2 separate regions of the Mus musculus genome follow, and region 2 is linked to region 1. Evidence: chromatin contacts called from ENCODE Hi-C or POLR2A ChIA-PET data. All regions are on one chromosome and are shown on one strand. Each heading gives the region's core, a stretch centred on a gene start or an enhancer-like site at or near the end of the contact. The rest is flanking DNA. Distances are from core to core; before and after follow the strand shown.

Region 1 (6,912 bases), core at 2,975-5,474:
GGAAAGCCAGGATTGGATGGGGAGGACACCAAGAGACAAAGAGCCAAGACAAAGTTCTCAGAGCAAGGCTCAATCTTTAATTGTAGGGTCTGATTTTTAAAGGGGGGGACACCCATCCCCCACTATGCCAGGATCTTGATGTCACTTCGGATCTCATCAGGAAAGCTAGCTCAGCTGCTCAGCGGGTAGGTTTTTGTAGGAAACTGGCAGACAAAAGATGTTACCTAGGTCAGAAGACTCCACCCTAGGTGGGATAGCCTACTGTGGCAGAAACAAAGTCTGATTCAGCCCACCTAAGACTGGGGAGAAGGGCACACTATTACATTTTTAGTCTTCTTCAGTCTGTGACAGTTTCTATCTAGTTCTTGCTGCCTCTCGACCTTGACAGTCTTAAAAAATTTTGTCAGGTGCTCAGCAGATTTTTTTTTTCTCAATTTGAATTCGCATGATGTTTTCTGCTGTAATGATTGAGGTTACAAATTTTGGCAGCAATATTTTGGAGGGGAGACACCCTTCTTATCACATGAAAGCAGGTGATAATTATAGAACTTTTTGTTGTTATTTTGAGACAAAGTCTCTCTGTGTAGCCCAGGATGGCCCCTGGAATTCACGATTCTCCTGTTGTTATTTCTCAGGGTGCCAAGCTTATAGCAGGCTTTAGAGACTACAGTGTGCTTCTTCCAGACTTTCACTGGTGATCTTTAACCGTCATTACTTGCTTAAGGATGTAACTTGCCATCTTGTTGAGTTTGCTCTGCACCCCTTTTCTTACATTTTTACACGTCTTTTTTTCTGTTAAATGTGTGTGATTTTTTTTTTCTCTTATTATTCAAGAACTTAGAAGGGCCAGGAATGGTAGCACTCACCTACAAGTTTGACTACCAGCGAGGCTAAAGCAGGATAATCACAAGTTCTAGGTCAGTGTAAACAACTTGGTGAGCTCCTTTCTCAAAAAACAAACCAAACCAAACAAACAAATAAAAAACCAAGCAAACAGGAAAATGGAATTTAAAAAAGGAGGCCTGGGACTATAGCTCAGTGGTAGGGTGCTTTCCTGGTATTTGTGAGGATATAGGTTCAATTCCTAGTACTGAATACAGCAAAGTTTAAAAGTATCTTTTATTCGGCTGATGTAATTGTCATCTTGGAGGTCTACTGCCTCAGTGTGCTAACCCGGGCCTTGTCCTGGAAGCTTCTAGGCTCCATAAAATCTTCTCTAGGCCTAGAATGTTTTAGCCTGAGACATAGAATAGGCTCATCCTTTCTAGCTCTTTCTGAACTCTGATTGGCTGGTTCAACTCTGCTGTTCTGGCTCAAACTCCTCTCCAAGATGATTCAAATTGGCTTCTCTCTCAGTCTGACTTGTTGCTGTGCTTGGCCTCAAACTAACTCTGGCAATCTGTGTTGCGGTAAATCTCTAACCCAATATGCCCTGGCAATGAAAACACAACTCAATTAATATGAATACATGCTGTGAACCTAGACTGGGCAGATCTACTGCTACTTTACCATCTTCCACATCTATGAGACCCCTTAGAACTTGTGATTTCCCCAGGCCATGTGCTTCTGCTCTGCTTTTCTTCCTTATCCTTCTCCCCTGTGTCCTCTCCCTCTTCCATTTTTCTCTTTCTTTTTCTGCTCCTTTCACTCTACCTTCCCTTTTATCTGCCCAATCATCAGCTCTCCTTTATTTTACACTTTAAGGTGGGAAGCAGGTTTACAGGAAATCACCTGAGTGCTGACTCATTCCTTGTTCACAACCCCTCACAGGAGAACAGAGTGAACATCAAATATAATTAGCCCCAGGGCTATCCACAGCAAATCTGTTTTAATCTTCTGTCTCCTCCTTCTCTGGCTCATTCTGTATTTACCTGTGTCTAGCTTGTCCTCTCTCTGCAAACTGTCCGGGTAAAATTGTCCTCTTTCCTTCTTCACGGCTTCCTTTCCTCTCTCCTCTTGTGAGAGTTGGGCATATCCAATTCTGTCCAGTCTTTCTCTGATTCGTCACTTTGCCACTCAACTAGATATCACTTTCAAACATGGGTGCTTCATTTTTACAAAGTAACTTTACCTCCACTGTTTGGGATTAAGGACCTGTTTGTATTCCAGCAAGAGGGACTGAAGCTGTGTGCTAAGGGCTGAGCCACACCACAACTAGAAACAGATTTTTTTTTTCAATAAATAAGAAAATCTTGGGGTTCATAGTGTGATCAAGTATCCGGCAAAGTAGGAAGATTCCCTCCTCTGAGCTAAAGGTTTAACTCTCCTCTTCCTATAGTTGTGTATTTCAGTATGTTTTTGTTTTTTCTCCTGGCCCCTGCTACTGAAATAAAAATTCTGAGATTCAAACCTATTTACAAATACCTAGTTCATTAACTTTGCCTGTTCCTTGACTCACAAGAAACATTAGCTCATAAATTAATTACCCCATTATTCTATTCTAAATCCTGCCATATGACTGGTTACCTGGTCCTCAGGTTTTTGCTTTGGTCTCCATCAGCATTCTGGGGTCATTCTCTCACCTGTCTCTGTCCCAACATATTCTCTCTCTCTCTCTCTCTCTCTCTCTCTCTCTGCTGGATGTCCCACCTTTTAACTTCATGCCTAAGCTCATTGGCCAATCAGCTTTTTATTGACAGGTCAATGTTTTTATACAGTGCACAAGAGATTTATCTCTATACTCATTTGGATGATCACCGAAGCTGTTGTTGACAGTTATTCACCTTTTATTGTTTTCCTTTTTTTAAAGACCAATGATTCTAGAGCTAAAGATAATGAAGGACCCTCTGTGTAGCTCAAGCTTGTGCAAGGAGGTGACAGTTGGGTGATTCACTAGCAATATTTTGACTGCCATTAGAAGAATAGAGTCAATCATACATGGTTGTGTGGTGTACTGGAAAGAGCAGGAGATCAGAGGGACTTGGTTAGAATTTAGGTTTTACTCTGTATTGGCTGTGAGATTTTGGATGATACAATTGACTTTCCTGCTTCTCTAGACTGCAATGATTTGAAATGCTAAAAAGAATTCCTACCACTTACATAAAAACACTGTCAGTAAGACAGCTAGTGCCTGCATAGAAACCCTGGAGTATATTAGCATTGTAAGTTTGCACATACAGTTGAAAGGTGTTGAGGAAGGAGATTTATAAGTGTCTACTGATATGTTTATAGATATTTTATTTTCAACTGGAGGTACTGGTAGAAATATTCTTTTTCTATTGTCAAAAAATTTTTTTAGCACACACATCCTTTTTGTTACATGTCACCCAACTAATTAATGAGTTTATTAATTGTTTTATTTTATGAAGTAATTTGTGCATGTAGGTGTATATTACTGGGAGTTGAACTCAGGGCTTAACTGCTAGATTAACTTTTGACTAGCTTATTATAGTCAGGCTCTCATGGAGTTTTTTCTGTTAAGATTCAACAATTCATTTACTCTTTCACTTAGATAACGTAGATCACCTGTTCTCAACCTGTGGCTCTGTAACAACCCTTTCACAGTGGCAGTGTAAGACTTATCAGAAAACACAGATGTTTACACTAGGATTTATAACATAGCAAAATTAGTTATGAAGTAGCAACAAAAATAATTTTATGGTTGGGGGACACCATATTACAAGGTCAAAGCATTAGGAAGATTGAGAACTACTGCCTTAGAGTTTTTAAACCACTCTCTCTCTTTTTTAATGTAGGAGAGTGTGCCTCTTTTCCCACAGCAAACATGGCGGAACAAACTTCAACCTGACGTCTTGCGCCCTCAACAAAGATGGCTACAGCACTTCCTGCTCTTGCCTTTAACAAAGATGGTCGCAATACTTCCTGTCTAGGACTTTTGCCCTCAACAAAGATGGTCTTTATGGTACAGGTTCCCTAGCAGTCTGGATTCCGGTTGTAGTTTTAGTTATTCTTTTTTTTTTTTTTTTTAAACGGTACGTGGTCGCAGACGTAAGTAAGATGACTCCATCTTCTCTCGCTGTCCCCGCGCCGTGGCGACATCGCCCCTGCGCGGCTCTCCCGGGGGCTGGACCGGGGTTCGGGTGGCGGTGCCGGGGGTCGGTTTCCTCCGAGAGGACAGTCTGCGGCTTCATTTACCGTGAAAATCGTCGGTAGCTCTAACTGTGCCACAACCACGGCTTTCAGCTGCCGAGACAGGGAACTTTTTACAAGTTCCAAATGGAAACACGCTGCCAAAACAAAACAAAACAAAACGGTCACCCACGCCCTCCTCACCTGCCACCTCCCGATTTGGCGGAAGATCGCGAGCAAGGCTGGGATCCGACGTCCCGCTTGTGTGGGCTGAGGGTGGCAGAAGCCCCGCCCGCCACCCTTGCTCCCCTTGCCTTCATTGCCACCGCAAGCCACCCCGCAGCACACTAGCGACCTGAGCTCATTCAGTGTCCCATGCATGCGTGCTCACGGCCCTACTGCGACCCACATTCCGAATTCTTGTGAGGCTTATCGGTAAAGGCACACAAACACTCATTTTCTTGAGGGTGCTTGTCCTTTCTTTGAATGCTCTATAAACTTCTTTCCTCCGGACTGTCTTCTATTGCTGGTCAGGGTCTATAAATAAATGTCCCTGGTGCTTTTTAGCAGTTTCTAAAGCGTGGGTGCTGGACTAACTCTGGCAAAGCAATATTGAAATCCACTATTTTCTAGCATTTAATTTTATATAATAATATAAATAGATTAATAAATCTGTAATCCTTAGGGATTGCATTTTAAGTAAGGGATCAGATCTGTTTTCTGTTGGCTCTCTTACTGCACAAGGAATTGAAATAGGGCCCCATTATCGTGAGAAGCAGAGGTAGAAACATCCATAATGAGTGTCGTTCATTATGCCGGGAAGTGTTTGAAATATCCGTGGTTTGGCTTAACAGCCGCTTAGGAAACACCGTGGCTCAGCAGCCTCTTAAGATATAAAGACCTGACTGATTTTTGAGGTGCTCATTAATGAGTTTGCAGCAATACACTGACTTTGGGGGGGGGGGTGTCCATCAGCATTCCTGAAACCTAGGTGCTCATTTTGGCTCTTTCCAGGAAGAAATGGAAGCCAGAGACAAGCAGGTACTCCGCTCCCTGCGTCTGGAGCTGGGTGCCGAGGTACTGGTGGAAGGACTGGTTCTTCAGTACCTTTACCAGGAAGGAATTTTGACAGAAAACCACATTCAAGAAATCAAAGCTCAAACCACAGGCCTCCGGAAGACAATGCTGTTGCTGGACATCCTGCCTTCCAGGGGCCCCAAAGCTTTTGACACCTTCCTCGATTCCCTCCAGGAATTTCCCTGGGTAAGAGAGAAGCTGGAGAAGGCGAGAGAGGAAGTCACAGCCGAGCTGCCTACAGGTAGGCCCCAAAGAGATCCCCTCAAAACAGCTCTGGAAGTGTTGCAACCATGCCCAGTGGATTGGAATTTGGTCTTTTAGGAGGGACCAGGGCCACGAGCATGGGCAACGGTTTGGATGCAGAGGGCATGGCGTCGGAGGGTCAAGACGAGGAGGCGGTGTTAGGAAACTCGAGGAAGGAAGGGAACATGAACCCTGAGGCTGAGGGGTTAAGGAGGGAACTGAGAGTACAATTTAGACATGCTTCCAGGGGAACTTGGCAAGTCACATGGGAGGCTTGTTCTCATCGGAGAGCCAGGTCAATCTGAGCCCTTTGGCAACAGGAACCGTTTGGAAAGCGCAGATGGGAATGCAGGCTTTGGCCTACTGATAACTGATTTGTGGGGTGCCAAGCTGCCAGCTGGAGGAGGTCAGATCATGGGAGACAGCCTCTAGGAAGGCATGTCCTGCACCTGTCCCCACAGCCAGCCTCCAAGGCCAAGGGGATTATTTTGAAGCCTGCCTTTAGTTTGTTTTTAAAGGCTGTTGGTGTAAAGTGGCCCTTTAAAATTCAGCTCTGTGCAGACACCTGGGGAATTTTATTTTGCAAGGGCAGTAATTTGGGGGTGCGAGGGGGGGGCGGATCTTATTTTGATTTTTTTCCAGGAAAAAAAATCCCTGGAAGCAGTGATCTGAAAAGAAACAGCTTGGTGCTTGTGAGAGGAAGGTGCTGCGGTATAAATCACTGTTTTCTTCAACTCCTCCCAGATATACTGCTCTTTCACAAAGATGAGGGACTGACCTAGAAAGATTAATTTTTTTTTTTAAATAATAAAATGGAAAGTTAACCAAGCCAAACCAAATCAGTAGATTTCCAGAGTTAAGAATTCAACGTTTTCTGGTTTTCAGTATAGATATGGACCAAGTCAGTGGTCTCCAGAATTTATTGTTAATGGTTTTTAAAAATGACTGTAACAGAGCTGGTGTGTGTGTGTGTGTGTGTGAGTGTGTGTCAGCAGCGACATTGGTGTCCTGCCTTTATGGAGGCAGAGGCAGGTGGTTCTTTGTGAGCCCAGCCTGGTCTACATAGCAAGTTCTGGGATAGCCAGAGCTACATATTGAATCCCTTTCTACACTCCCAATTTTCAAATAACTGTAATTGGTAACAACAACAACAACAAAAAAAATCAAATACTACCAGTAAATTACTTTTATAATTTAAATGTAAAACTATGGGTCTTATATTTTGAATGGTTCTGAGAGCACATATGATAATTATTTTTTTAAAATTAATGACATATATCTGAATATTTGACCAGAATGGGATAGCCAGTTAATTTAGAAAGACCTGGTGAACACTCAGTGGAAAATCTAAAAATATCTTTATTCCTAGGAGCTTGTCCAAATTACATGTCTTTTTGAAACCATGAGAATGCCGGCCTTTGAGGACCTCTAGAATTTTCAGCTTGGGTTGTCCTTAGAAAATTACATATTCCATGTGTCTGAACAAAACCAGGACCAAGTATCCCTGACATTTCTACCACATTATTACAAGCAGAATATATAACATGGAGTTGCGGAGGGAAC
Region 2 (6,912 bases), core at 2,042-4,541, 140 kb after region 1:
CCTTTCACTGACTTTAGTTTGTACTTTTGCATGGATCTGTTTCTGGGCTTCAGTTTATCCTGCTGATATTGTCTATCTTTTTAATACTATCTGCTTCTTAATTTCATAGCTTTAGTATAAAGACTTGAAACTAGGTAGAGAAATTTGTCCAACTTTGTTCTTTTTCAAAATAATTTTTGGCTCTCTGGTTCTTCACCTCTCCCTTGTATGTCTCAGAATTGGCTTTTATCAGCTTCTCTAAGATGTGTTGAGGTTTTGATTGGGAGCAATTGGGTTTTCAGGAAGATATGTCCATGGTAAGGCAACACATTTTTATTTCAACAACTGGCCCTTGAGGCTGGCCTAACATTTGAAACATTTCCCACAGTGTTGCTCCCAAGTTCACTGGAAACCCATGTATGCAGAATGATATTATTTGTGGCCAATGAGAATAAGGTCTCATTCTAGACCTTATTTCCTATATGTCACCCTTTTCCCATGTCATCCCAGAGACAAAGTAAAAACAATTCAAGCCTCTCTCGATAGGACAAGACCATGATGTGTATGTCAGCGCCCCCTTGGGTGAGAATGGGCCTTTGGAGTTATAATGTATAGTACAGCTGGGTATTGAACAGAGTGCTACATAGGCAGTGGACAGCTGAGCCTTTGAAGTTATAATGTATAGTAGAGCTGGGTATTGAACAGAGGTCTTGTGCGTACTATCTAGACACTGGACAGCTGAGTCCAGAGCATCTGTGAGTTGTTCTCTCCCTGGGTGATGATGCATCCCAGAAGCTAAGCTTTCACATGTATGTTCCCCATAGGCTGGGGGGAGAGGGCGACCAGCATGCAGATGATGTCACGGAGCTGACAGGCAAAGCCTGTCATGAATGGGATTTCATGAAACTTCATCCCAGGTTCTAAGCTTAGTTGAACTACACAGGCCAAACTGAACGCATGTAGCCGGATTCCATCCATTGCCTCCTGAAGGGACGCCTCTGGTGGATGGGTCCTTTTATACCCCTGCAGAGGCAGCTCTCTCATCAGCACCCTAAAGGATTTATTTTGACAATGGCTTATTGAGCACTAAACATATGCCAGGAAGCATTTGGGGAAGGAGGCCCTTCCTCTCCTGGGCCCTAGGGCTCCTGCTCCAATGGGTTTCAGGTTTGGCATAGGAAAGCATCTCAATTGTCCTTCCTTCCCTTTCTCTCCCAAATCTGTCCCCTGGACAAGGATCTGGCTAATATGCTTTGAAGAGTCCCAAGGGGCTTCTCTGAGGAGGTGGAGTCAGTTAATAACTAATGAGAATACGAACCTACCCCTGGAATATATGCTAGGCAAACCTCTGCATGCAGTTACTAGGAGATGAAGTCAATTTTGTGGTTACTAAGCCATGATTAAAATGAAGCAGGGTGACATGTCGGGAAGGTGGTTCCTTTGTTATGTGAAACTTTTCTTTCAGTCTCTCACATGTATGCTTCTCATACATCCGTATCTTTCAAAAGAAACATAGAAATATAGAAAAAGGTCAAGAGAAAAATCGCACCTAATGCTCATGGCTGTTAAGGGAATTAGCAACACTAATCAGGGTTGAGCCTGCATTATTTCTGAAGTCCTGCAGAATGGGCATTAGGATTGTGACCTAGGCCGCTTTCTGCAGCCATCATAGGCCTCCTAGGACAGACAACAGCACACAGCCACCTGGCCAGCTGAGCTGTGTCATCAGCTAATGACTGGCGTAAGCAAATGACTTTATTTCTCTTGTTTCGGCTTCACGGAGATACCTGAGTTAGGCTCAACAGTGGTGCTCAAGCCTCCAAAGCTTGAGACAGCCCCTAAATGATGTCCATCCTCAGCCCGATTTGCCTCACGTTCTGTCGGCAGCCTCAAACAGGCTTGTACGATGGGCCCCTGTGAGAATTTGCTGGATTTATGTGTGCTGTCATTGCATTTTACGTGAAGCGAGGCCTATATCCACTACTGAGAAAAATAACTCTTATAAGTCACTTTCCTCACAAAATTGAGATATGGAGAAGCCTAGAGAAGGGCAAGCTTGTCAAGACCAGCAGAACAGCACAGCCAGGCAGAACTTTCCAGTCTGCTTGGCCCTGCCTCGAGGCATAGTCTGCACTTTATCAGGGAGACTGGAGGACTGCCACTCCTGAATCCATGGCAACTGCCCCAGAAGTAGTTTAAAAAAAAAAAAAAACTAAACTGAAAATATATCGGTAGGAGCTGCTAACGACCAGACACTGTGCAGGGAATGAGCTGTGAACAAGAGGGACATGGCCCTGTTAGCCTTTTAACTAACTGCAGCATATGCCACACACCTCTGCCCAAGGTGACGTGTGTCCTGGCACTTCGGCTTTGCTCGCCTTCTGTCCGTCCGTATAATGGGCAGGTGTCATCGGTTTGGCTAACATGGATGCTCTGAGACTTTGGCCTTCCTGGCGCCTGATTCCAAACACAGGTGTTAATGGAGCTGAGATTGCTCTCAAGTGTGTTTTTGGTTTTTGTTTTGTTTTTAATTTTGTTTTCGTTTCAGGGCTAGAGTCCTGTTGCATTTGCAGTCAGTTAAAACATATAAATCTGTAGACCAGGCTGGCCTCGAACTCAGAAATCCACCTGCCTCTGCCTCCCGAGTGCTGGGATTAAAGGAGTGCGCCACCATGCCCGGCTAGGGCTACACAGAGAAACCCTGTCTCGAAAAACCAAAAAAAAAAAAAAATATATATATATATATCTGAATGCAGATGGTGCACATGCATGCATACAGGTCCAAACCCCACACATAAAGTGTGTCTTAAACACAAAACAGACAAACAAACAAACAAAACCACCAAACTCTTCCTTTTTTTGGTCTTCACTTGAGCCATGTTGAAAATATTCAGTACGTCCATGCTTTTTTTTGTTGTTGTTTGTTTGTTTGTTTAGACAAAATCTCAGGATAGTCTATTACATTTATCCCAAAGCAAGGTAAACCTTTCTATTACCATTTCATCCATCTTTGCAGTTCACTTGATTGCCAATCACAATATCAGCATCCCTTCTAGCTTTGAGAGGGTAACAGGTTAAGAAGCCTACCTTAAGAGATGGGGTAGGGAATTGCCTATGACCCAGCATCCAGGAGGCTGAGACAGGGAGATCTTGAAGAATGGCCTGTGTTATGTAAGGCCCTGTCTCAGAAAGAACAAAAGGGTGGGGCACTGTCTTCTTCCTCTCTCTCGGGCTTTGCTGGTACAAGAACTGAGTGTTTTGCTCTTAGGATTGCTGTTGCATCCCAGTGGGGAAGGAGCTGGCGATTTGCCTGGCCTTCAAACCCTGCCTACTACAGTCTTACTGCCAAGTCACGCAGCCCAGCTGAGCTCCATCAGAGAAATGGGCACTGATGCCTGAAGTTAACACTGTTCTCAGCATCGCTCATGGTCCTGCCCTTCTTTTAGGAATCTGCACACTAATAGGGAAAGCATCAATCCACTGGAGTTGCTCCATAATTTATAGTGATGTTGTGGTTTCTCAAACCACCTCTGTAATTGCCATTTGCCCGAAAATCAGCAGCAGAGATCTTATCCAGGGCTATGGGGCCTGCTTGTTTTCTTTAGCCTGGATATCATCAGTCTACATGTTTATATATTTTATTCAGAAGATTAAAGTATGGCTTAAAGGAATATTTAAACATTTTTTTAATTTAGAGAGTAGTCACTTATGTGAAATAATGTAATTTCTCTATTTTGAAAAAGAGAAAAACACAGATCTGTATGTCCAGATGATGTAACTTCCACATAAGGAATCCTTAATGTCTTCTGCAGGTCTCCCGGGGGGTCTCATGAATGGTTGAGGTGACCCATTGCCTGAAGGCCAGCCAGCAGTGGGAGCGCTAGCATTAAAACTGTCTGTTGGTCACAGTCTGCCCTCCAGGGAAACAGCAGGTGCTTTGGAGCTTAGTCTCTCAACAACTGCACCATGTCTTTAAGTTTCAGATGTGGTTTTAAAGGACATGGGTCCATGAACCTAACATTTCTGCCACTGTGACTGTGACGTGTTCACATTAGAGGCAAGCTCGCCCTGCTCCCCTTGGGCTGTAGCCATTTCTGTCTTTATGAGACCTTACCCCCTAAGACAATAAAAAAGTAAGTATATGATAGTTAATGAAGGTGAACATGGAGATGTTATTTATTCAAATATTTCATTCACCTAATGTCCACTTTTCCCCCTCTAATTATGAAGATAAAAAATAACTTTTTCTTATTCTCCCCAAAATATTATGAGCTCTCAGTGCTGTCCCGTCCTGCCTATGGGTAAGACAACTCTGATTAGAAGTCTTTATTTTTCCTTTTACAGGTTTTTTTTTTTTTTAGATTTTACTTATGAATTATAATGTCCATGTTTTTAATAAAAACAAACAAACAAACAAACAAAAAACAACCAATTCCTTACCCCAGAGAGCAGCTATGCTCACCCAGGAAGCAGCTGCACATTTGATGGGAATGAGTCAGGTTGTCAGATCTATAGCAGTTCATTTTTCTGAATAAGAAATATATATTTTTTTACATTGGCAAACAAAACAAAACAGCAACAGCAGCAACAACAACAACAAAAACCAACCCAAAAATGAATGTCATTTGCCTACCCCGTTCAGTCTGCCTGCCTGGCCCCAAGCAGCTGTAGTTCTTGCCAAATGGCTAAGCACAAACGCCTGACTCAGCATTTTCTTGCTCGCTGCTTCCAGCATCATGTAGTGATTACGACTCGTCAGTTCTCCCGACTCACTGTCTCCCCACAGCCCCCCATCCTCCCCCACTCCTTGTCTAGAGCGATATAAAGGCGTGCACATCTACTCCAGCACCCGATGCTAAGTTGCTGCAAGACCAGCTGCTACTTCCCATTCATCCAGCTTCTCATGGCTTCCCCGTACAAACCCTGCATGTAAATATAGAGGAATCCAAGCTATACTGAGAAGGGAAAGGAAAAGAATCCCCACAAAGTATTGTCATCATTCAGGGAACATCTGTCCATGCATGGAGATGATGGATGGATAGATGGATGGATGGATGGATGGATGGATGGATGGGCAGGCAGATGGACAGACAGACAGAAGGACAGATGGACAGAAGGATGGACAGACAGATGGGTGGGTGGATGGATGGGTGGGTGGACAGACAGACAGGCAAAGTGAGATGGGGTGTTTTTAATAGAAGAGCAGTCAACAGCTTTATTACAGAGCTTTATGGGAACTGTAGTTCAACTACAGCCAACAAGAGATGTAGTTATAAACTAGGAGATGGTCTAGAAAAGCCGATATGTATTGTACTATTTTGAAAGTTTGAAAATGATTACTTAATTTTCTCAAACTCACCCACTGTCTTAGTTAGGGTTACTATGGCTGTGACGAAGCATCATGACTGAGCAGTGTGGGGAGGGAAAGGGTTGCTTGGCTTCCTCTTCTACACGCCCTGTTCAGCATTAAGGTTGGGCCCTCCTGCATCCCTTACTAACTAAGAAAACACCCTGCAGGCTTGCCTACAGCTGGATCCCAGGGAGGTATTTCCTTAATTGAGGTTTCCTCCTCTCTAGCCTGTGTCAAGTTGACATAAAACTAGCCTCTCCTCCCTAAGATAATGGGTTGGGGGGTGGGGGAACTGAGTGGGAAAGAATTCTGACCTTTGAATAAACATTTTTTCATTGTAAAAAAATGCTATTTATTTCTCTTTACAAAGTTGGGAGAGGGGTGAAGAACTTTCCTAGTGGGCTTTGTATTTTCTAGTTGTTTCTGTGGTGGAGCTAGTGTTGCTGGTCAGTTCTCTCCCACTCTGGAGTACTACACATACACACATACACACACACACACACACACACACACACACACACACACACAGCTACATACATGAATGTTGAGCTAAGGCATCCTTTACAATCACTCTCTTATCCCAAAGCGTCAGGGGAGAGACTGCTGTATGCAAAGCATTGTTCTGGGCACCTGGGTGCATCACTGGGCAAATGGACGAAGCTCCGTTTGCTCAACAGGAGTTGACAGCTCCAGGGACATTGAGCGGTGCCAGGGACGGGAAACCGCAGCAGCACACAGACAGTGGGTAAGAGGTTACAAGGTCATAGGTGGACAAGGGAGATCTCAGAGGAAGTAGGAACTGCATCTGAGAGCTGTGAAGGTGGTACAGCTTGATGAGAAGTTCTACTTGTGACCGAGGAAGTGTCCCACAGAAAGGGGAGAGCTATGATAAAGCTGTGGTCTGAGGGCGGAGCTCAAGGAAGGAGAAACAGCCATGTCAGGTCCTGGTGAGGCTGTGGAAGGTGTGGCTCCCCGAGAACATCTCAAATGTTTTATACAGTTTGGAAAAAAAAAAAAACTGTAGCAAATATTCATCTCACTGGTTTTTTTTTCCTTCAGAAGGTTTGTGGTCTTTACAAAACAGAAATAATGGATTAACCAAAATTTATTCTGAAGAGCCTGCACGGCTTGCTTCTATTTTAACAGCTGTGTAAGGGGATGCAGTGCTAAATGATTAGTGGAGGATTTAATGAGAACTCAAAAATCACAGTCTGAAGAAAATAATAAAATCACTTCTGAAAGACAGTACCACATTACAGCTAGATGAAGCCTTGGGTGCCATCTGGCTTTATCATTTACAAATGATCGGTCTGGGAAATGTGAAGTGACTTAGCCCATGCTACCTGGTTACCTGCTTGGTGACAGGCTTGTCTTTAGAGACTGACCAGACCTGCTAATCCAAGGCCCAGAGCATATCCACACTAATTTAGTGAAAACGCAATTGTTGATAACAGTCTCATTGAGTTTCCTAGACTTGACAGTCAAATCCAAGTTCCCATCACAGTGAGTAGGATGTTATTTGTGTTTGCAATATGGCCTTCATCTTTGGGGTATACTGGAAATTGGTTGCAGGAAGATCAAAT

The links. Hi-C counts contacts between places; a loop is a spot of excess contacts on that map. ChIA-PET counts read pairs that join two places held with the same protein, here RNA polymerase II (POLR2A).
Region 2: a map of v-Abl transformed pro-B cells shows a loop between it and region 1 (2.0-fold over the local background). The contact joins the enhancer-like site here to the promoter of Cradd in region 1. A Hi-C loop is called at or near these places in 1 of 37 maps with a recorded cell type or tissue (v-Abl transformed pro-B cells). POLR2A ChIA-PET finds 5 or more read pairs at or near these places in 2 of 5 experiments (both embryonic stem cell).

Annotation. Positions count from the first base shown.
Region 1 is chr10:95,321,021-95,327,932 of GRCm38, reverse strand. It overlaps Cradd (CASP2 and RIPK1 domain containing adaptor with death domain), which reads left to right and starts at 4,224. Exons shown (of 3, transcript NM_001330138.1): 1 at 4,224-4,464; 2 at 5,044-5,347. The coding sequence starts at 5,050.
Region 2 is chr10:95,179,606-95,186,517 of GRCm38, reverse strand. All of the region lies in intron 2 of Cradd (CASP2 and RIPK1 domain containing adaptor with death domain), which reads left to right. Among named protein-coding and RNA genes, the nearest start is that of Gm29684, 37 kb to the right of the region's middle. Within about 2 kb of position 3,291, at least 3 of the 3 ENCODE cell types and tissues checked have a DNase peak (open chromatin) inside an H3K27ac peak, as active enhancers do.